Linked DNA regions of Mus musculus: region 1 is linked to region 2. Evidence: chromatin loops called from intact Hi-C (ENCODE). Cell type or tissue: heart. All regions are shown on one strand. Each heading gives the region's core, and the rest is flanking DNA. Links, peaks and the distances in the headings are about the cores only.

Region 1 (6,043 bases), core at 343-5,342, 140 kb before region 2:
TCTTTCCTTTCTTAGGTCTGGAGACTTGAACTCAGGGCTTTGTGTATGCTAGGCAAGCACTCTACCACTGAACCATATACTCAGCCTTAAGACTTTTATGTTCATTCAGTTTTATAAGAACTTGTTGAATGCATACAGTGTGTTAAATGCAGCTTGCTAAACTCCAGTGAAAACATCAGTGAATTCAGCAGGGTCTCCTCCATCCACCAGGGACTTGAGGACACAGACAGTGGCAGTGTGATGACGCAGAAATATCTGTGATAAAGTAGGTGTTGGGAATTGCCTCTTTATTCTGAGCTTGAATAACAGGGCCAGAAGCCATCACTTTCGTCCCATGAGCTTCACTGCTCAAGGTTCAGGCTTGAGTATAGGGGGAGCAGGCGAGAAATGGCATAATAGAAAGTGTGTAATGGGGACAAGGTAACCCCAGGAGGAAGTGGGGACGCTGCTGGAATGGAGAATGATGCTAGGTGGTCACAGGGTGACTGTGAAATACAGTGAAATACAGGCAAGAGAAGTGTGCAATTTCAGGGCCAAGCTAAAAATGCCCATTTAGTGCTCTGTGACACCTCCCTCCTGCTTGTTAGCTCACATCGGGTAGAAAACTTCATAGAAGACTCTAGGGAGGCCTAGATCTCAGAGTGGGTGCATAGAACACAAGCCCCAGTCAGGGCACTGGGCCTTCAGGGGCAGCCCTGTGTGACTGCAGGATACCTGAGAGCAGGATCCTGGACGGTGCTGAGGGAATGAATGATAGAGTTCATGACTGTGCACCAGTGTGCAATGAAGCTGCCATATTAAGAGTCATGGTGGGGTGTGGCTCTGCATGACCCCTGGAGGGGCAGCAGTGGCAGCAAGGAGAGAGAGAAAGGGAGAGAGATAGAGATAGAGATAGATAGATAGATAGAGAGAGAGAGAGAGAGAGAGAGATGCAGCAGCTGGAATGGGGGTCTCCTCCTACCTGCCTGTCTTCTGGCTCCTGCTCCCTCGGCTTCCTACCCATGCTGTGATCAGAGGACCCTCCTGGCCCTGCCCTGAGCTTTCTTGGCTGGAGGCCTTCAAAAGCTGTTTCTCTTGGATAGAGCATCCCCTCCCCAAATCCCTATAAAAGGGTCAAAGTATTTTCTTTGACTCAACAAAGCAGTGAAAGGCCAGAGATGTCTGGAGAGCTGAATTTGCACTTCCCTGGCTTGCTCACGAGCTCTGAAGCCTCTAGGCAATCTTTTAGGGCCTTCCCTGCATTATTGAATCAGCAAGCACAAGAGACAGGAGGGTTAAGACTGGGTTGTGAGGGTGGCCTAATCAGCCATCAATGGTGGGAGAGGCCCTTGGTCTTGCGAAGATCATATGCCCCAGTACAGGGCCAGGAAGTGGGAGTGGGTGGGTTGGGGAACAGGGTGGGGGGAGGGTATAGGGGGCTTTGGGGATGGCATTTGAAATGTAAATGAAGAAAATATCTTAAAAAAAAAGACTGGGTTGTGGAGGCAGTGGAAGACCCAGTCTCGATGTTGGGTGTCTAGGCATCTGTCCTTTTCTAGGTTGCCTCTCTCTCTTTCACTTTAATTCCCTCAGTGACAGCACAGGGGCAGCTTGACAGTGGGTCTTAGGAACCCCGAGTCTTTCTGCAGGAAAGCTACACTGTGGCTCTGTGCATTCTCTGCTGAATAAGGTCATATTCAGACAGGAAAATGGCAGAGTAGAGAGGAGGGGCTGCCCCAGTGCTCAGGCTGGTCAGGGACTGTGAGTCCAGGTGAGTGAGCAGAGCCAGCAGACAGATCTCTACCTGTGGAGACATGTGTACGCCACCCGAGTACAGTCTAATGTCAGCAGCTCGTTATTGTAGCCATCTACGTGAGTGCCAGGTGGGCAGCATCATTGCTATCTTACAGATGGGGAAACTGAGGCCAGACAGGCGACGGAGGCAGTGGCGGTGCCTGCACTTGTATCCAACATTTCTCAACACTCCAAAGAGCTTGGAGTCCTCTGAGTTTGGAGGGGGTTTGAGGTGGGAGGTGGGACTCAAGTTTGGGAAAGCATCAGACTGATAGGCAGCCAGGATGGTGCCAGGCAGGGCCAGTACTCGCCTGAACCTGCTGTCTTCAGATGGACAGCAGGTGAGTTCTGTCTGCACTTGTGGTGGGTCTGAAACCTCTTTGGCCAGCCATTTCTTCTAGAAGCCTAAATAACCACATTCTCGGTGTTCTGTGTACACAGCTGATCTCACCTCACATCCTCCTGGTGGGCGGGGCTGGCTCCTTGGGAAAGGGGGTTCCGTTTTAGACAGTCTACCCCTCCGCCCTCTTTTGCACTCATTAGCCTTGGCCAGCCCCCCTGGGCCCAGCTCGAGAACAGCCGCTTACCCTTCTGCCAAGCACGGAGTGGGAAGGGAAGGGCTGGACAGCCCAGCCAGGAGTCCCGGCCAGGGAAAGATCAGCTGAGATGACTGTGGCTCGTAAGAGGCCAGGACCAAAGCATGGGGACTTAGGGCTAGGAGAGGCAGAGGGGTGGCTGGAAGGTCAGGGGTGAGCAGAGGCTCTCAGTCCAGCTCAGTCTGGGTGCATGAGCCCTGCTTTCACAGCTGTAGCTGGAGGGGCATGGGATAGAAAGTGGCCCCGCCCCTTTCTTCTTAAAGGGACCAGCTAGACCTCTGAAAGAAGCGGTCCTGGCTTAGTGGAGCTGTCTGAACTGAGGACTTCCTCACTAGTGAGTTATCCTGCCAGGAAGACACAAGTCCAAGCCTCCTGCCTGCTACCAGTTTAGTATTCAGCAGGCTTCCCCCTAGTTGTGAAAACAATGGAGTTGGGCCCCTAGCTGCTTTGTCTGGAGTGTCTAGTCTTAAGTCTGTCCCAGAGTGGTTGCTTCAGAGGTAGCTGGTGAGCAGACTTGCCCAGGACTCCCAGGTTCCAAGAGGAACCCTTCTCAGACTCTCTTTTTGGTTTGCCAGGCCAGGATCTGTTCAGTTCCAACAGGTCCTGGTAGGGGCAGGAGTGTCTCATTCAGTGTGTTCTGGGGCCTTGCCACCTCACTCAGACTCACATTCCTACATATAATGACATCTGTATGCTATTCACATGTCATTAGTTGACAGTGTAGTTTAGTTAATGGGACCGTGAAGCTGTCAGTGATGGGGCATACCGAGAGCCCAGCAGTGGGTGTGGTCAGAGCAACTAAACATTGGCTGGTCTCAAAGGGTTCAACCAATGGCAGCGGTTTTTGTTTTCTTCCATAAATGCTTTCTGCAGAGGACAATACCTGTCACTTCAGGAAACTGTGCAGCTGAGATGTAAATGACAGTGAGTTCACGGCAGAGCTGGGGTTTGAGACTGCTTTCTTCCTGTCACCGTGCATGGCTTTAAGATACATTTAGCCCCAGTACACAGTCTGGGGAGACACTCTAGGTTGGTGGTTGCTGCTAGCTGGGGTACAAGATGGATGTCTGGGTCTAGAGGATGACAGACTCTCCTTCCTCATCACAGTTGTCTGGTTCTCAGAGGAACCTCACAGGACAGCCATGGACAGTTGTGCTGGGTAGAAATGGCGCAAGAGCTTGAAGCCTCTTCCTTTTCAGTGTCAGCTTCATCGTCATCTGTATTCTGGGTGATCCCACAAAAACATGTCGAGTATCCTGTGAGCTTCACCCTGCTAGAAGGTTTCTAGGACACATGGCACTAGAAGGGGGCCTGTCCAGGGAAGGTCTGTCTCTGCAGCCTCCAGTCTGTGGCCTCAGCCCACAGCTGCGCCTGGCCTCCTGCTCTGCCACCCCCTCCCATGAGTCCTTAGGGATTTCTCTGTTCCAAATTGACCCTTCTTTGCTGAGGAAGTTTCTATTCCTCACCCCTAGGTACACCCACTCTGCTGGCGCAGGGTGCTTCTCTGTGGTGGTGTATGTGTGTGCACGGGTAGGGGTGGGGGTGTCTCTCGGATTCCAACTACACAGGATGCTAAGCACAGGCTGTGCCCCATACACAAAGCCCCCGTGAGTCAGCCTGGACTGGATCAGCTGTCCTTCCCAGAGCCCCGCAGTCCTCCTGGCTGTTGCTGCCTGCAAATTCCCGGCGAATGGTACTCTAGAGACCTGCCGGGCCCAGGCTGCGTCATTCCCACCCTCCTTGAGCCCAGGGACCAGCCAGGCAAGGCTCCAGCCCTGGGAACTCCGCCTGCTGCCTTTTCTCCTTCTTCGAAACTCTACTCTGTGATTCAAGGAAACATCCCGGCTTCTGTCGCCTGCTAGGCTAAGCTGACCTTGCACTGGAGGGCAGAAAGCATAGCATGGCTCTAGAGTCCAAGTGCTTCCGATGTTCTGGGAGTTGATGGATCGAGTCCTATGACTCCTGTGGACCTTGGTCTGTACAACTCAAGCAGAACAGGAGGGTGGAGAGGGTGAGGGTCTACTAGAGAAAAGGAGAGTAAGTACTGCCTTTGGAGCCTTCATGACTTCCTCCCTAGTTAACATGGTTTGTTCCTTCGTGAAGAGTTCTCTAGAGTTTCCAGTGGTCCAGACTCAAACTTTGTACTGTCTCTCTATGTACACAGATCACCACTCCTGGATTCCGTTGTTGTGGCCCTGGATCGGAACTCAGCTCTCGCCCTCGGAAAGCCCTTCTGGAAGAGTTAATCTACTGTGGTCCCTTTTCGACCCTCCCCCCCAAGGCAGAAAGCTTCTGCACCACCACTGGGAGGGGCTCTACCACTAGAGGGCGCACATCCCCAACCTGACTAAAATAACAAAGCAGCTTACCCCAGGTGCATGCAAGAACAGCCTTTATTGCGTACTTTTATGCTCTGTGCGCTGAACTAATTCCTTCCATACCTCTGGGACATCATAGTACTGTGTCCCCTCTCAACACTGAGCTCCAGAGGAGCAGCAATGACTCACCAAGGCCACCGAGTTTCCAGTGACGACGACGATGGGACCATGATCAGCCAAGATAGCTGAAAGCCCAGGCTTGGATGGTTTGGAGGACAGATGTTTATATTCCTATAATCTCTATCATTTTCTCTGTCAAGTGTCCCAACTAAGATCTCCACTTTCCCTCTGAGCAGTGCACTATCCCAGAGGAGCTTCCACGATTGCGTGGCACCGAGTCTGGCTTGGGGAGTTGATGTGGGACAAAGGTCCTAATTCTCAGGAGCTTCTCCTTTGACAGGAGCGCCTTGCTCCTTCACAGAGGTCCATTCTCTGGATTTTCTAGCTTCTCCCATGAGCTGGGGATGATTATCTGGAGCTGCCGTGTCTCCGACTCCCTGCAGTAAGAGGATGTCATTGGGTGGTCCCAGTTGATGCTGCATACAAGCATTCAGTAGGACCAATGCTGAGCAAGTTCACACCAATGTCTTCAAAGGATCCCGAGAAGTGCATGTTTGTGCTTTTAAATAGAAGTGTAGAGAGGATGAGCGGGTGTCTCCCAGGGTGCCCAAGTCAGTGGTGCTAAGTCCGAGCTTAGCCGGACCCTGCTCAAACAGGTGTTTCCTCATGAAGCCTCTGGTGCAGACTGAGATTGATCCCACCACACATTTAGTATTTACGTCTGCTTGTAGGTCTTATGTTGTCTTTGTCTTGCTTTGTTCAGTGGACATCATGAAGCCTGGTGTGATCAGAGGCTTAAAAAGTGTTCTGTTGGAATCTTTCTTGGGACTACAATAAAGGAGTTTTAGTTATTCCGTTAGAGGAGAGGAAGGAAAAGAAAAGAAGAAAGCCCTTAGAGGAAACAGCAGGTGTATGAGTTTCTGCTGCTGCTTTGTGGGGTCCAGCCTCAGCAGACACCGCAGGAGAAGGACCGCCAAGCAGAGCCTAGCCTTGGGGCCCTTCTAGGACACTGGACATCTGAACGAGGCCTCTCAGGGACTGTCAGTAAGCTGCTGTTTGGTTGGTGCTCAGGCCGATTTTTAGCTCCTTTCTCTGGGAAGAAGGAAACCAAGTTTCTGTGAGCTTGGCACAGTTCCCTACAATTCTGTCTTGAGCAGAAAGGAAGGACAAGAGGGATGGGTGGAAGGGGAAAGGGAGAAGAAAGGAGGGAAGGGGAGAGAGGAGAGAGAGAGAGAG
Region 2 (6,043 bases), core at 488-5,487:
TGAGTTAGTTCCAGACGACAGCACATTCCATAAACACAGCTCCACTTTGTCCTGACTTCCAACCCTTCCAGTTAGACATTTTTCTAAGCATTTCCAACATAGGCATTTAGAATGTCCTTATTAAGAAATTCAAGGCAGGGGCTAGAGAGATGGCTCAGCTATTTAAGAGTTGCTTTTCCAGAGGTCCCGAGTTCAATTCCCAGCAACTGTATGGTGGCTCACAACCATCTATAATGGGATCCAATGTCCTCTTCTGGAGTGCATGAAGACAGCTTACTCATACATATAAAATAAATATACATATACACAAAATAAATAAATCTTTTTTAAAAAGTCAGGCTTACTACATATATAGCCAAGAAAGAGAGAGAGAGAGAGAGAGAGAGAGAGAGAGAGGGAGGGAGAGAGAGAGAGAGAGAGAGAGAGAGAGAGAGAGAGAGAGAACCAAGGCAAGGGGCTATCTCTTTTCCAGCCTGCCAAGCACTGACTATGGCATACACTAGCATGCCCAGCAAGGACTGCCTCTCTCCTGAAGAGTCTCATCTGCATAGGCCTACTTCCCTTGTACCGTCTTCTCCAAAGGGCAGCTCTGGGTTCCCCCAGTCTAAACCTCTCTTCATTCCAAACTTAAAATGCCCTTACAGGACCAGATAACCAAACAGGGACTGATTAGTGCCCTCCACAGTAGGTAGCTATGGTCAGTCCTCTGCTTCCCCAGAGTGGCTGGCCTGGGGGCAGGGGAGCACTCACAGGCCAACAGTTCCTTTAACCTATTTCTTACTTCAGTATACTATTTCCCCATAGTAACAGAGGTTCCCAGAATGCTCCCCCAATTCTTTTTGCGTGAACTCACAGATAAGACAACTGTGATTCAAGGAGAGTTAGGGTTCTGACAAGTTTACATCTGTAGGAAGGGAAACTCCTTGAATGTCACAGCAGGGCCTATGTTCCTGTATCATGGTCAGATTCAAAGTCTATCCTTCTGCTCTGGACTAACATGCATGGGAGTCTTGGGTCCTTGGTAGTAGTCTGAGAAAGGGCCTTGTCTGTAGTTGGTATACCCCCAATTGTAAACTGAGTCAGGAGCCTAACACTCATCTGTCCACCCGGATAGGCATCTGAGCAATGCAAGCATATGGCTGCAGTCACCATGGGTGATGGGCTAGGCAAACTTTCCCTGCTGTCTGATGTCATGAGCTCATTAGAGCAATGGGGTTTATGGCACAAGGCAACTGTCCAAGCAATAAATTAAGCTGCACGATTTAGCACTTAATTATCCTCTCTCTCTCTCTCTCTCTCTCTCTCTCTCTCACTCTCTCCCCTCGACTTCACTCGCATTCCCTGGGTGTCCATCTGGCCCTTCTGCTAGATAGAAGGATATTCGTGGGCTTCATACCCCACAGTCTCTATCATGCTGCCCCGATGGGGCCACCTTGGAAACAACCCTCAGATACATTCCCTCTTCCGAATCCCATGAACTTGACCCCTCACCTAGTCCTCGTTCTTCCTTTGCCCCCAGACGATTACTGCTTGATCTCTCGGGCATTAATTCCCTCTTGCATCTCCCATAGCATCGGGCATTTAGCTGGCTTTGGCCTGAAATCTAGTCCCCAGAATGTTGGCATTCAAGGGTGATGGTAACTTTGGAGGTGGCCTGCTCCTTACCTTACCATCCTCTTCCTCCCAAACCTACACTGGTCACCACCCCATATGGAAGCACCCAGACCTTCCTTAAGAGGCACACATGGAGACTTCAGGCTAACCCACCTCTGCACCATGACTCCCCCAACAACATGCACACTCTTGTAGACTTGCCAATCTACCCATCCCAGTGGCACTAGGCTTGAGGGACTTTCCAGGTGAGCCTATAATAAGATTTCTCTTTTTAACTGCCCCCTGGCCATCTCTCAGGAATCTCTTCACAGGGCTGCCCCTCCCCTGAGGGTGCACAGTGTCAGCAACAAGGCCACCCATCTGTGGAGGGCTCTGATGAGGCCCTGTCCCGCTGAGCTCCTTCAATGGCTTCATAGTGGGATGCTTATTCAAGCCCCAGGGGCCCTTTTATAGGCTATGCTTTAGAAAGGGAAACTGAGGTTTCGATGCCAGAGCCTGGTCTTTACTGGGTGAAGCAAAGACAGTGACTTGAGGTCTAAAAGGACAGGCAAAATGACCCTGTGGGGTACCATAGAGCAGGAGAGTCTTCAGGGACAGACAAACATCAGCTGGATCAAGGATGTCGTCTGACCCAGACCAAGCTTTCCTGTCAGTGGGCTGCACCTCACCAACGCTTCTCTTGCTGAAGGTACAATAAGGCTTGTGGAAGAGGGGTCACAGTGACAGAGGAGGGGCATGAGTGCAGCCAGTCTAACCTCTCTTTGTCCCCTCTTCCCTTTCCCTACAGTTGGAATGAAACATTTCCCAGGCTCCTACCTACTGGATCCGAAGGCTAGTTGTTAGCAATATAGAGATAGCTGTTGAGGTGAATTGAGTTTGCTGGTGGCTGGGCCTGGCACATGGTGGTGGTGGTGTGTTCAGTAAGCAGAGCCTTAAATGACTAAATTAACAAGCAAAGGCCACGAGGGCCATAATGTAGCCCAGCTATAACACTGTGAGCACTAGGATTACCACATTTCCTTGGGACCTAAAGGGGTGGATAAATGTGACCCAAGCCTTGCGGGGGCATCTTGGCTATAACCATCATTGCTCCCATTTTGCAGAAAGAGGCACTGAGGCTCACAGAGAGTGCGAGACTAGCCTCATGCTCTGTGATTAGAAAGCAGTTCTCAGCCATTCTAAGAAATGAATTCAGCATATTGTGCATGTGGTGTGTGTGTGTGTGTGTGTGTGTGTGTGTGTGTGTGTGTGTGTGTGTTATACATAAAGAATGCTTTCCTTTTGATGTCTAGACAAGAGAAGTCTCCCTGAGAAGGTCACTCGTTGTAGATACCATCCGTTCTCCACAGGGCTTTGCCAGCTTCTGCTACATATTTACCAATATCCCACCACGTATGGATCAAGACTGCATCTTCCAATGGGCGGTAGGGAAAGGGCCACGCACACTTTGCAAGCCTGAAGCACAGAGCTGTTAGTAGGCTAAGGAGCTGGTTCCAGGCACCAGACTGGGTGAGCGCAGCATGGGCCCTTCCCAGCATCTGGTCCCCAGTCACATCCAAGGCACGGGAATGTCCCTTGTTTCCATAAGGGGGAGCCTGTGTGCAGGAGATCCCAGCCCAGCTAGAGCAATCAGAGTCCAGGGACCAATTCTGGCCAGAAGTGGACATTTTGGTGGCTCCAGTGGACATCTATCCTGAGGGGCAGCCGCGGGGTTCTAGTGAACAGCTTTCTCCCACTTACCTATGTGGAAAACCAGGGTAAATAAATGAGTGTAAGGCTGCATGTGGAAAGAACACAGCTTTGGAATTGACACATTTGAGACTCAAGCTGGCTTCATCAGGAGCACCGCATAGCCTTAGACCCCAGTTTTCTTATCTGTAAAATGGGGAGCCCTACCACCTTTAGAAACAGTTATATACAATTATGACAGTGCCTAGAGCATAATGAATATAAAACCAGAGGACTATGCTGATTGTGGACGGGATGTGCATAGAAGTCTTAGGAGCTGCACAGTGCGGGCTCACCCATCTGCAGCAGACCCTGCAGACAGAGAGAAGATGGGCCGGCATGCCAAGCTTGTGGCTGCAAATACAGAGCCACTACAGAGAGAAGAAAGGGAGGGAGGGAGGGAGAGGGAGAGGGAGAGAGTGCTTGGTTCCCTCCCTCAGATTCATCGCCTGCTCTTACTGATGCAGTGGCCTGACACACACACATTTAGCACAGTGAGACATACCAGGATCTTCATTCTCCACTCTCCACAGAGTTTTGGTCAACTTTTCAGCTTCTTTCCTGCCAAAAAGCAAACCCCATCCATCCCTATCCCTTGGGCTGGGAACAGCAGCCACGCAGCTTTGCTCTGCACAGACCTGGTCCTACCTTTAGGGCAGGATGCACAGCAGGTGCCTGTTGGCCTTCATTGCCTTCTCCACACTCATGGGCATTTTGTGTTGAGACAGGGCCTTATTATGTAGCTCTAGCTGAGCCTACCATGTAAACTACACTGGACTTGAATTTGTGTCATCCTCTGTCTGAGATTACAGATGAGCACCACCAGAGAGATAGCTGGTATGTGACTCCTGTGAGGGTCTAAGATCTGAGAACCACTGCCTAAGGCATTTCTACCACCTACATTCTACTATACCCCAAAGTGTCTCCCACCTATGTCCTTCTATTCCCCAAGAAATCCCCCAGCTATGTTTTACTGTCCCTTAAGGCACTCCCATCAGTGGTCTCTGTCTAGCCTTTCAATGGCTGTTCCAAGTTAAATACACAAAACTAGAGATTCAAAGCTAAGATCCATGGTGGCAGAAACAGCAGGAGCAACAGCTGAGAGGTCAGATCTTGATCTGCAGGCACTAAAGGGAGAAAGAGAGAGAAAGAGAGAGAGAGAGAGAGAGAGAGAGAGAGAGAGAGAGAGAGAGAGAGAGAGGCAGACAGAGAGACAAAAAAACCAAAGGGTACAGCACAAGTCTTTTGAAACCTCAACACCTGTCCCCAGTCACACATCTTATCCAAGACCATACTTCCTGACCCTTCCACCAGCTGAGAAGCATCTATTCAACTATATGAACCTACGGGGCCATTCCCAGTCAGAGCAGCACAGAGATCTAAGATGACCTCTGAAAAGCCTGGAAACAAACTGCCTCCTGACTGTGTGCCACTCCCAGGCGTATTCCCAAGGATTCTGGGTCCTACTGCAGAGATGCTCGCTTCTTCAGGTTCACTATTCACATGACCATGACCTTTGCTGGGTGTAATCTTGACTTTGAGAAGTGGTTGGGGGGCAGGGGCGGGGGTGTCTCCTCAGCCTAGCCACTGAGCTGGGCATACCCAGTTATATCCAGTCCAGCTTCTATTGCATAGTGTGCTCTTACTGGGAAAGGGTTTATTGTTGCTTCATAGAATAAGAGAGGGTGACAATTCAAGACGGTCATTTTGTTTGTTCTGTTTTGAGGAGGCCATTTATCCAGCTGTCTCATCTTTACAATTTGCTTCAAATACCAACCCCCTGTCCAAAAGTCCACATGGAGTTTGCTGGCAACTTCTCGTGTAGTTTGGTAAGATGCTCTACGGTTGTTCTCTGTTGGTCCTTGCCAACTTCTGATGCCACACACACCGCTGCATAACTCATCTTCAAGACTCTCATCTCATCTCCTTTGCAGGCTTTTTTTTTTTTTTTAAATGTCAGAGCTCCCACATCTGGACACTGCTGTGAAAGGGGTTAAGTTCTAGCATATGGTGACTGAAGGACTTGATCATCTGTGGCTAGTGGCAAGTCCTTTACATTTAAATTTTAAATTATGTTATTTTATGTATATGGTGTTTGCTGGAATGCATGCCTGGGGACCATGTGCATACCTGGTGCCAGTGGAGACCAGACAAAGGTTTGGATCCACTGTAGCTGGAGCCACGAATCATTTCGAGCTTCCGAATAGGTGCTGGGAATCAGGCCCAGGTCCTGTAGAAGAGCAGCTGGTGATCTTAACTGCTGAGCCACCTCTCCAACTCCAGCAATAATTTTATAAGGATTCTTGTTTCTTCACTTCAGTGAGCACTGTTTCTTACCAATGGAAGACATGAAATTAAAGTAACCATGTGTGTGTGTGTGTGTGTGTGTGTGTGTGTGTGTGTGTACTGCTGGCATATGTGTAGGAGGTAAAGAAGAAAGACTAGGAAGACAAGGATTTTCCCTGAGCCAGCCAAGCTTGCCTGGTTCAACATAGCAGCTGCTAGCCATGTGGCTCTTGAACACTAGAAAGACAGATACAGATTCAAGTCCTTGGTACCAAGGAGGAGGAGGAAGAAGAGGAGAAGGAGGAGGAAGAGGAGGAGAAGGAAGAGGAGGAGGAGGAGGAAGAGGAAGAGGAGGAGAAGAAGAAGAGGAAGAAGGAGAAGGAGGAGGAGAAGGAGGAGGAGAAGGAGAAGGAGA

What was found. Peaks named below come from ENCODE experiments on the same cell type or tissue, not always from the same donor. Only the 100,000 strongest peaks of a DNase experiment are listed, where the experiment ranks them.
Region 1: it touches region 2 in a loop (2.4-fold over the local background); 5 of 42 quality-filtered maps call a loop at or near these places.

Annotation. Positions count from the first base shown.
Region 1 is chr11:33,096,689-33,102,731 of GRCm38, reverse strand. No RefSeq gene overlaps it. Among named protein-coding and RNA genes, the nearest start is that of Fgf18, 48 kb to the left of the region's middle. In heart, for the core only: a CTCF peak has its summit at 4,693 (motif pointing right); DNase peaks (open chromatin) are centred at 2,391 and 4,041; H3K4me3 peaks cover 485 bases; H3K27ac peaks cover 324 bases; H3K27me3 peaks cover 1,552 bases.
Region 2 is chr11:32,954,317-32,960,359 of GRCm38, reverse strand. No RefSeq gene overlaps it. Among named protein-coding and RNA genes, the nearest start is that of Gm12111, 31 kb to the right of the region's middle. In heart, for the core only: a CTCF peak has its summit at 3,190; no DNase peak of the experiment used is centred there; H3K27me3 peaks cover 1,891 bases.